2 separate regions of the Mus musculus genome follow, and region 1 is linked to region 2. A link is a loop called in an ENCODE intact Hi-C map of the cell type or tissue named here. Cell type or tissue: heart. All regions are shown on one strand. Links, peaks and the distances in the headings refer to the core of each region. The heading gives the core; the rest is flanking DNA.

Region 1 (5,378 bases), core at 127-5,126, 53 kb after region 2:
TGCTGAGAGACTAGCAGAGACAGCTAAAAACAACCCGCGAAGCAGACAACTGTCAACCACTTATTACAAGGTCAGTACCCATGCAGCATGATAGCAAGAAACCTTCACGTAATAAGTCATGAAAGCTGGAAGAACATGGCCTCTTCCATTCAAGAGTTCAGCAAGTACACTTATTTATTTATTTGGAGATCGAAACACAAATAATTTCCACCTTTTAACTTACCTACTTCTTGTATGTATGTATGTATTTAAAGATTCTAATGCAAAGCATCCAGGCCAATCTTGGATGTTGCCATCACAGTATGTAACCTAAAATGAGTGAACATCCGGGGTCCTGAGCTCGACCACCACGACTGCTCGTTCAGGGCAGCACAAGAGTTTTCCTAGATGAAAGTATCCTCAACCAAGCCTTAAAGCCAAAGGTACCCCAAAATGTGTTTTAACATTTCTTCCTTTTAAATCAATGACAATAATAGGATGAGAATTAACATTTTTCTCCCTTCTAAGAGAAATGAAGGAAAAAACAAAGGGGAGAGAGGGCCTCTCTCTCTCTCCTGTGTGCCTGTTAACCATTTTTCTGTTACCTTATCAAGTCTGGCAGAGCCACAGGAAAGCCAGCGTGATCCTCTGACACCTCTTCATGAGACTAGAACAGTACCATAAACAAAGATAGAATATGAGCCATAAGCCTGAGCCATGTTACCACTAAACGTAGAAGCCCTAATTCAGAAAATAAAAAGTAAACAGTTGGAGTTAATTTTAGTAGTATATTTTATTCAAAATACCATCTCATCGATATGTAATAAGTAGGAAAATCGTTAATATTTTCTACTCCTTCTTCACACTGAGTCTCCAGACACCCTGTGCATTGCATACCTAGTACCTGGCAATAACAATCAGCCACATGTCAAGGACTTGAGAGTAAATGTAGCTACTGGCTCAGCAGGCTCTGAGGACCCCTCCATGGTAGTCAAGCAAGCCATCTGCTTCCTCTCAGCAAGCTAGCTGGAGCACCTGGTACCGTCTTCAGTACAAGTTACACTTCAAGTTAAGGGAAGGGGCTTAAAATAACTTAAGTCTACTGCTGCTAACCATGTTTTACTGCTCACTCAGCCAGAGTCACTCAGGCCTATGTAGTCATCCTTTTTCCCATGGCTTTACTTTGAGAGTCCTGGAAAAGTCTGGCCGATAGAAAAAACCTACTTCCTAAGACAGTATTCTGTGTTTTCCTCCAGAAGCCAGGGATAATCAGACATACACCAGACTCTTCACTACCTGGACAGCCCCTTTCCAGTGACCTATATAAGACACTGGCTTGAGAAATGACAGGATGGGGTTTCCATTGTCACAGACGGGTAGGGCAGCTTGAAAGATAATCTGAACACACCAGCATCACTGACTACTCACGTCTACTGAGACGAACAAAAACAAAGGGAGAGAGAGTGCTTAGCCAAGTCTTCACCTGGAAGACCAATGGGGGTTTGGGAGCAGGGGTGGATAACTTGAAACAGATGTTGAAGTGAGGAGGTGGGACCCCTGAGATTCCACTGGTTGATTTCGGTAAACTTTGTACTATTGAAAGAGGTCAAAGAGAGCTGAGTAACTCTAGCAACTATCCCTAGCAATCACGGGAGAGACAAGATAAAGTAACAGGGACCCTTCCACTCCTGCTACACCGTCCAGCACCCACTGAGTTTCCTCTTCCCGAGTACTGTACAGAACCAGACTGTAGTCCAGACACTCGGCTCCCTCTCAGTGCTTAACTGGCCTCAAAACGCTGCGCCCTTGGGGGTCCTGGCGCCTCCAGAGCTGAGTCCCTGCCTCTGCGGGAGTCCTGGCGCTAGGGTCCTCGCAGGCGCGAAAGCCCGTTCGCCCTCTCCAACCCAAACAAACAGGCTGGGCTGGCCGCAGGAGCCTTCGTCTACCTGCCCAACTGCCAGGTCACGCCCGCGAACTGCTCTGGGCCCGCAGCCTTTACTAGATCCAGGGCCAGGGGCAGTCACCCACACAAAGACGCCTTGTGCCTCTGCGCTTGGCTACAGGCAGCAAGTCCACCGTACCCGAACTGGCAGAGAGAGTGCCCTGGCGCCAAATCCCAAGCCCCACATTCCCAGCCAATCTTCCACGGAAAGGCCATCCCATAGCTCCCTGACTTAAATATAGGTGTCCAGTCGGCTGCAGTCAACGCGCACCCCCACCGAAAGAAACCGATCGGAGCAGGCGCACCAGAAAGAGACGCACAAGCCGCTCAGTAGAAGTTTGCTTTGTCGCCGGCAGGAGGGGCAGAGCACTCCAGTGCCCAACTCTTGGCCCGCCCCATCTCCCCGGCTGTAGGGCGCGGGGGTCCTCCACGGCTCGCTCACCTCTAGTCCAGTCCACCACTTGTTTGGGGCTCCACTTGGTCACGGGCTCCATGGTAAGCAGCTTCGCTGTCCGCTGGGCTAGGCAATCGACAGGAGTCCTGCAGCCTGCGCCCGTGGTTGTCCCCTGCGTGTGCCGGGAGTCCGCTCAAGCCTGCATGGCCGCAGTCAGCGGGCCATCGCGCTGCGGTTTCTGCGAGGGAAGCGCGGCCCTGGGTCTCTGCGCACGGGACAGCTATGTCCCGTACGGCTGCTCCCCGCAGCTACCGCTGTCCAGATGCAGTTCCCCCGACGCCGCTCTCTGCTACAGCTGCTTCTCCGCAACCACCGCAGCAGCGGGAGCAGGTTGCAACCTCAAACCCCAGGCCGGGGCTGCCCTGGCGTGGGACTCTTCTGGCCGGGAACTTCTAGGTCGGCTGGCCCTCCGCGGCTCCTGCGAGCGGTGTCCGTCCCCGAGGTCCCCACTCCGCGTGCGCCCCCGCCTCGAGCCTTCCCGCCAGTGGGTCCCACCTCCTGCGCCACCGTCGCGGGCCGCCCGGGCGGAGGAAAAAAGCGGAGCGTGCGCGCTCGGGTTGCAAAGTTTCTGCTCCGCTCGGCGCTGCCGGAATAAGAGAGGGGGCGGGGCGGAGCGGGAGCAACACGTGAGAGGGGCGGGGCCGCGATGACGTAGACTCCGGTTTCTTTCCCTCCTACGTCCCAGCTCCGGACGCCAGGGATCTACTTTTCCTCTTCAAGGGGTGGGCTGGAGCTGCAGCCTGAGTCCTGGAGAGCCGCTTGGCTCCGAAGAGGTCCCAGCTTAGTGGCAGCTGAATCCTGTAAACAGGTTTTTTTGTCTTTGTGTGTTGGTTTGAGATGTGTCTGTTCTCGTTTTTAAAAGCTTCGAGTCGCAATCTCGCCTTAGCTATTCAGCCTTTTAAGTTTCCTAAAGTAGGCCAGTTGTGTGTGTTTTGGACAAATGGATGGCGGTGTGCCACTGCTCCAAGGCCGCTACAGTGTATCAACTCTTCGGTTTAATAACACCAGAATGGCAGCTCTTTGAGTTGTGTTTTGACATAATGTAATAGTCATATTTTCAAAATGACCTAACGCTCGATTCAGATTAGTCATTAACCCTGAGGCGAAAGTTGTCAGCGAGCCAAAAAAGAAAAGAAAAAAAGAGAGAACCTTGCCTAGTTCAGCCTCTGACAGGGAGAGGAAAGCCCTTTCTGTACTACAAGCCTCAATTTGGAAGCAGAGCGCGGGTCTGGGGAAAACCCTATAACCGGTGTTTACCTCCCTCCCACACACATGCAGACACTCTTTTGGCCCTAGTGAAGTCTTCTTTCAATTATAGTTATTGATTTCCATCTTCCCCTGAGCAACTATTAACCCTATCCAAGGAGGAAGCTGCTTGTTATTGGGGTATATTGAGCTGGATCTGATCTTCCCCTTCCAACTACTTATCTTCTGAAGTAAGGGAGTGGCTAGTGTTTATTGATTCAGTAAATACCCGCAGTTGCTTTCCCTGCACCAACCACTGCGTTCATATTTCCTCTGTTAGGATAGCTGCTCTCTATTACACGTGAGAATCACTGCTAGCACCCAGCTATCTGTTGTATAGTGAGTGTTTTGGGTGTACAGCGTACACACTGTCTTAGCCTTCCTGAGCAATTCGTCTATGCAATGGAGAGGTACAACTATCAAAAATAGCGATTTTTTTTTTTTAACCAAGAGTAATTACCCAACCCAGAAACTTGACACCGGCCATGAGAAAATTCCTGGTAGAGTAGCTGCCCTCTTTTTAAGAAATGATCTTTGACATCTGTCTTTCCTTAACCATCTTGACCTCTGCACAGTGGGAACTGTGCCTACAGTTTCGAAAATAGCTATATGATTAGATGACCAAGCAAGTAATTCATCTATAAACAGTGCTGCCTTCCAAAGGGGACACAGTAGTAACGAAGTTGAAAGACGATGAATCTGGCTGCATAACCCCTGGAATCACAAAGAGGAGCAAATGCTATCAAATGCTTTCGCTGTAGAATTTTCCTTGATGTTTGACAATGTTCTCTTGTTCCTTTGCATCTGTTGCATTAAAAGCTGGAGTTCCAGAGTCCAGTTTGCTGAATTTCATCCCACAGATAACACAATCTATACTCGGCGCATAAGCAGAATATGCAAAGAAAGCCAAGTTAAAAATCTCTGACCAATTAACTATCTAAATGAATTAGCAACATGTTTACTCCTCCAGTCCTGCAGGCTAATTGCTATGTAAATAAGGCCTTCTACCTTAATTATAGCTGTTAGCCTGTGAAAGTTCTAGGGTGTGCTGACTGCCAGCCCAGATGTAAACTTTACATAGAAAGTTTGGCACATCAAAGAGGAGGGATTTTTAGATAAGCAGCTATGGAAATTGGTGTATATGCAAAAGCGATCAGTTATACACTTGCCAGTTTTCTTCCTGCTTGTCCCTGGTGGTGTGGTTCCTTGGTACCCACACTCTTCAGCAGGGGCACCCTTCCTCCTTTCTGCCTTGATGCTGCCAGGGCTCCTCCAACATTAGGAAATGGACAAAGCTTTTGACTGAATTTGATATGTTACAGTGTGGATACAAGAACCCAGTCTTCTGTGTTTCCTTGCATCTCCTTTTCTTGGCCAGCCGCCTTGCGTGTTTAGGTCATTTATTCAATCAACAAAATATGTTGTAAATGCTCCTGCCATACTGAATTGAGTATGAAGAAGATTAAAGATCTCACAGCTAGTGACTCTTGGATATCATGGGACTTTGCCAGGAAGGGTTTTCTTCTGTCACCTTTAGTCAGAAGACAAAGACCAAGGGGGTATAGAGGGGACATGGACCAGCGAGTTTGGGAATCAGTTTCACATTAATAATTTGAGTCTCTCAAAATTTATTGGTATTAGTTGAGAAGTAGGACCTAAGCACTTTAGAGACAAAGTTATTACTATAAATACTGAGTAAACACACGAGTAAAAAGACTCGAGCCCCTTCCCGGTTCAAAACTCTTCCCATAGTGAGAG
Region 2 (5,378 bases), core at 123-5,122:
AGCAGACAAGAGTAAGACAAACAGACCAGGTATGTGGGTGAACACACTCCACCCAGCAACTAGGAAGCTGATGCAGGAGCATAGACAGTTTGAAGCCAAGCAGGGCTGTATGCTGTGTCTCAAAAACCAAAGAAACAAAAGAATGAGGAAGAACTGGCAGACCTAGTACAAACTAACCAAAGATTCATGGGCAGTATGTATTCCTGAGACCTAGCTGCTCTGGAACATCAGGACACGTCTGAGCTACCCTCAGCCACCTCGATGTCGGGGACAAAGAGGGAACAATTAAGCACAATCTATACATCTATAGCATACATGCACAATCTATACATCTATAGTATACACATACTCAGGAGTTTGCAGAACTTTCTCTTTCACTAAGAAATGACTGGTTAATAACAACATACAGCTTTGGCTTTAGTGAAAAGAACTTTAAAAAGACTTTATGGGAGGTTTAAATTTATAATGCTTCTAGTTTAAAAAAAAAAAAACTTTTAGGAGCTGGAGAAATGACTTGGTAGTTAGGTTATGGTCAGCGGCTGCTCTTCAGTAGACCCATGTTCTGTTCTCCGCACCCAAATGGCTGGTCACAGTCATCATGACTCCAGTTCCCAGGAAAACCAAGGCCCTCTTCTGCCTCTGCAGGCACTGGGCACATATGCAGACAAAACATCCAAACACATAGAATGGAAATAAGTTTTAAAGCATTAATTTTAAAAAGTTAGAGGGGCAGAAGAGCTGGCTCAGCAGCTTTGAAAGTTTGTATAAATTTCAAAATATTTCCTGTAGTAACATCAATATTCTATCTAAATCTTATATTCACTTTTTCCCCCGTCACTGGCTTTTTCCCTAAAGTTTAAAATAGAATATCTTTATTCAATGGAGAAGAAGAAATAAGGATAGGTTCCCATCATTGCTTTTAATGTCAAAACCTCACAACTGAATGGCTAAGGAATCTACAGGACACACATGTTTGGAAGGGAAGGACTATGCCCAGCATGCCAGGGACTGCTCCCTCACTCTGTCACCTACCCAGGTGCCGATGTCTATCGAGAGTATTCACTAAAAAAAGGAGCAATTAAACTTTAAAGGTACCATACATAGCTTTGCCTCTTCTTCTCTCCAGTGCTTCAGGCTCTGGTCATATTTTAATACATGTGACCAGGTAACACGGAATCAAAGTAAACTCACTGCCTACATCTACTAAATGGCAACCCAAGAACTATGTCATTTATCGTTTTCTGTATATTATCAACTTGAGCAAGATCAAGTCGAATAAAATGAGCAGCAAAACTCCCCTGCTGCCTACCATCTCTCCATCAGAGAGAGAGACTGTTTTGAATGATGTGTTATAGGTAAATGATGATCAATGAGCGGCCTGAGGGGGAGCACAATGCAGATATGCTATGGTGGTCCACACAGCCATTCCCCTGTTACAAATCTAGGATGGCATCATTCAACACTGGCACAACCCTGTTCACAACACCTCTGTCTTCCACCTTTTTATCTTCAGAAAACCAGAGCTTCACCCACTTGGTAAAGAGCCTGGGTGTCCATGACATTTCTCACTGCCCGTGAATGTTTCCCACCAATGCTGTCCAACAGAACTGTCTGCGGTCTTGTGTTCCAATATGGTGGCCACTGGCACCCACAGCTACTGAATACTTGTGATAAAGCTAGCGTAACGGAGAGCCAACTTTTATTTAATTAGTTAGTCCTCACATAAGCAGCCAGATGAGGCAAAAGCCTTCTCAAGAGAACAGGGCAGCTATGGTGTATGTCAGTCACCCTCTGCCCCTGAGTGGTGGAGGGGGGCACTTGAACTTGGGATGGTATCCCTTCTTACCCTCTAGCTATAATTGATGAGTTTGGAGACTCCTTCTCTCTGGTTTAGGTTATTCTCTATTCTATCCACTTTTATCATTGCTCTAAAACTTTCCAATGATTTCTTACCCCTACATCTTTTCTTAATCCAACTTCTGCTTACTTCCTGTCCATCAAAAAAAAAAAAAAAAAAAAAAATCAACAGCCACTAAAACTAGTTTACCTAGAAACCTCTTTAAAGCACCAGGGCCAACTACAGCTGCACAGTAACTGACCTGCAAATGAATTATTCAATGTAAAACACTCTCAGGTAAACACCCCATGATCTGCATGGCAGCAGATTAAATAAACACTAAAATGATGCTGTGTTACAACAGTATTTTACTGAAGATTATATGAAGACTGAAGATATTTAATAAAGTGTTAGACTCTCTCAGAAAAACATTCACTTGCAGACTCTGGAGGAGGGGTGCGACCCCTCATCCCCCAGCAAGGCAGTCAAGGTGCACTGCTGTTCAGGGTAGGTCCCTGGTGAGACTGAGGTCACAGCATGGTCTATAGAGGAAATTAGTAGGAAATTGTAGGAGATACAACACAGCTTTAGGTTCTGGCATGGGTCCAGCTTTGTTCATTTTAGTGCAACGCTTTAAGAGGAAGCAAAAAGAAAAGCTTAGAGAGACTGTCCACGGGGCCTCTGCTATTTCTCCTCCTCCTCCTGAGACACATAACTGCTGGAAGCTGACCTGTTCTCCTCGTCTTCATGCTACAAATTTCAAAGCAGTTTTCTAGTCCTCAAAGTATACCACAACCAAAAAGACAGACGCAACAGCACAGGGCATTCCAGCAGAAAAGACTACAAGGCTGTGTTTCCCGGAAAGTGTGACAGAAGTAAACTCAAGCATGTTTGGCTCTGAAGAGCAGACAGTTTAATAATAAACAGGATGCCGGGGCATATCCCAGCCATGCAGAACACCCACGAGTGCGTGGCCACATCTACGGTGACAGTTAGTGTACAGATGAGGGGAACAGACACCATATTCCCCCAGGAGTCGCAGAAGGAGTAGCCTGGAGCAGAGCCAAGATTAGGATACAAAAATCCTGCCTTCCCGGCCAGCACGCAGACCTCTTGTCCACTGTGTCTCCCTTGTGACAGCTCATTTATCAACCACAAATAATTTCCCCATTACTCTCCTAAACAAGAGCTGCGCGTCTCAGAGCAGAAGACAAGGCTCTGTCCATTTTAAGAAAAAGAATACTCGCAACGCAGCAAGTATTATATAATCGATGGAATGCAGACCAGCAGTGGCAGCATCCCCACACACTCATTCCCACCATTCTGGGTGATGTAATTGTATATCCCCTTGGCTCAGCTTCAGAGCATTACTAAACCAGCCTGAATGCTGGAAAGGGGGAGGGGGAGGGGTGCCAACCCCGACAGTTAAGTGAACAGTTTCCTAAGCGTGGCACCATGACAAGAGACCTGAGTCCCACCCATGCCAGCCAGTTTGTAAACAAGTACCTTTATGGGTGTTTTTATGCCACATCTGAATGAATTCCTTAGGAAGCACAGGTGTAGCCATACAGGACTTGGGCAGAGTTCACACACCTGCCCTCTACAGCGAAACTCTGGAGCAAAGTTCACATTCCTGCCCATCTAGCTGCCATTTCTTTGGTTGATCATGTCGAGCACAAACACCAGTTGTTTAAACAGAGTATCTGTGAAACTCACAGTGCTTTTTATAGTCACAGAAACAGACGTGGACATATAGCATTTTTCATTTCGACTTTGAAAATGGCATCCCCATTAACAGCTGTCTCCATCATTCTGTGCTTTATAAAAGATGGAAAATAAGCCTAACACAGACACGTGGGGGTTTTTTGGTAACAGACAACACTTTTCTGTACATGAGACAATAAACACTCTGGGTTTTGGAGGGGCATGTGGTCTCTGTTAGAGACTCCATTCTGTCCTCGCAGCACAAAGGCAGCCTCGGATAGTAAATACATCCACAACTGTGCACACTGAGTCTAATAAAACTTTATTAGCAAATGGGGGTGTGGTGTTTATGTGAGTGGGTGTAAATGTGGATAAAGGCTAAGAGGCTAGAAATATGACCAGAGAGGGTAAAGAAAGGTGCAGAGGGAGAGTGGGGTAAACAAAAAAGATAAATGTGCCAACAAGGAGGGAAAGAGTCTGAGGGAAGAAGGGTGAGAACGGAAGACAAGGGTGGGGGAGAGAGGGAAGGGGAGAATCTACTAAAATACGCTTTATTTAAAAACATCATGTTATCTAATACCTTGTATGCTAATTTTTAAATTCCTTCATTCACTCAGATGGAAAAGAAAGGGAAGATGGCTCAGACAGTTGGTAAAATACTTGCCTTGTAAACATGAGCCCTAAGATCAATGCCCAGCACACAGATAAAAGCTAGGCTCAAGGCCACAGAGTTGAACTCCAGGGGTTGGAGAGGTGGGAACAGAAGGACCCCTGGGGCTTACTAGTCAGATATTCTACTCTAACTGGTGAGCTGGAGCCAATGAAAGACTATCTCAAAGGTGGACAGCGTTTCCATGGGTAAAGCTCTAAATTGTCCTTCATCCTCCACACAGACATACACACATGCATGTGCATTTAACATGTAAACGAGCACTCACACAAACATATGCATGCACGCATGCACGCATACAAGTGTGCCAGACTAAGCTCACGGCTTATGAATTGCCAGCCTCCGTTCTAGAAGCTGCCTTGTCTTCTCTGATGGTCCGCTGATACTTCTTTCCATCCTCCTAAGAACGTGAGGACGGGCTGACCTTCTACCGGACTAACCAGTGCACAGAGAAGATCCACAGCCTCCAACACCAGCTCTTGGTGGCCGATCCGTGTGACCCCCAGTTCCTCGAGATCCTGGTGGGAGATTTTCAGCAACTGCTCCCCGTCTATCTTCTCCCGCTCAAACTTGTGCACATATGGCTGCAGGCAGTCATCCAACCCTAGGAAAATAAACCGTGGAAAGCCCATTACTGTCACGGTGTCACAGCGCCCCAAGCATTGCCCACACCTAAATCAGTCTTAGCAATCGTTGGACACGTGTCCCACCTGAAGGACCCCTTCCCGGTGGGCACTGCAAACTCTCAAATGGATCCAGTGCAGCATGGCTTTCTGACAGACACTTCGCATTTCCTGTCAACTAAAGGGATAAACACCAACCCCCGAGGATTTGAACCGTTGATATCTGTATTAAATGCATGCTATCTGTTTGCTAAGCAACCCTTCTCTGGGGACAGCACTCCTCTCCCAGTAGGCCTACCAATCAAGGTGCTTGCAACTGTGACTGATACACAGCCAGCCCGGCAACAATGCTCCAGTGCCAGAGTTGGAGACAATCACGTGACTTAGGCAAAGCCAATCATGATCTTCCTTGATATATGATATGCAAATACGAGAAGACGGAGCCCAGTTAGAGGTCACGGGACCTTAAATGTTGTCCTTATAAGAGTTACCTAGGTCATGATATCTATTCACAGCAGTACAACCCTAACTAAGACAGAAGGCA

What was found. Peaks named below come from ENCODE experiments on the same cell type or tissue, not always from the same donor. Only the 100,000 strongest peaks of a DNase experiment are listed, where the experiment ranks them.
Region 1: it touches region 2 in a loop (3-fold over the local background); 7 of 42 quality-filtered maps call a loop at or near these places.

Annotation. Positions count from the first base shown.
Region 1 is chr10:7,209,269-7,214,646 of GRCm38, forward strand. It overlaps Cnksr3 (Cnksr family member 3), which reads right to left and starts at 2,969. Exons shown (of 13, transcript NM_172546.2): 1 at 2,364-2,969. The coding sequence starts at 2,415. In heart, for the core only: a CTCF peak has its summit at 2,265; DNase peaks (open chromatin) are centred at 2,273, 3,003 and 3,553; H3K4me3 peaks cover 3,241 bases; H3K27ac peaks cover 2,542 bases.
Region 2 is chr10:7,155,993-7,161,370 of GRCm38, forward strand. It overlaps Cnksr3 (Cnksr family member 3), which reads right to left. Exons shown (of 13, transcript NM_172546.2): 2 at 4,652-4,815. Among named protein-coding and RNA genes, the nearest start is that of Cnksr3, 54 kb to the right of the region's middle. In heart, for the core only: no CTCF peak of the experiment used is centred there; DNase peaks (open chromatin) are centred at 2,869 and 3,279; H3K27ac peaks cover 726 bases.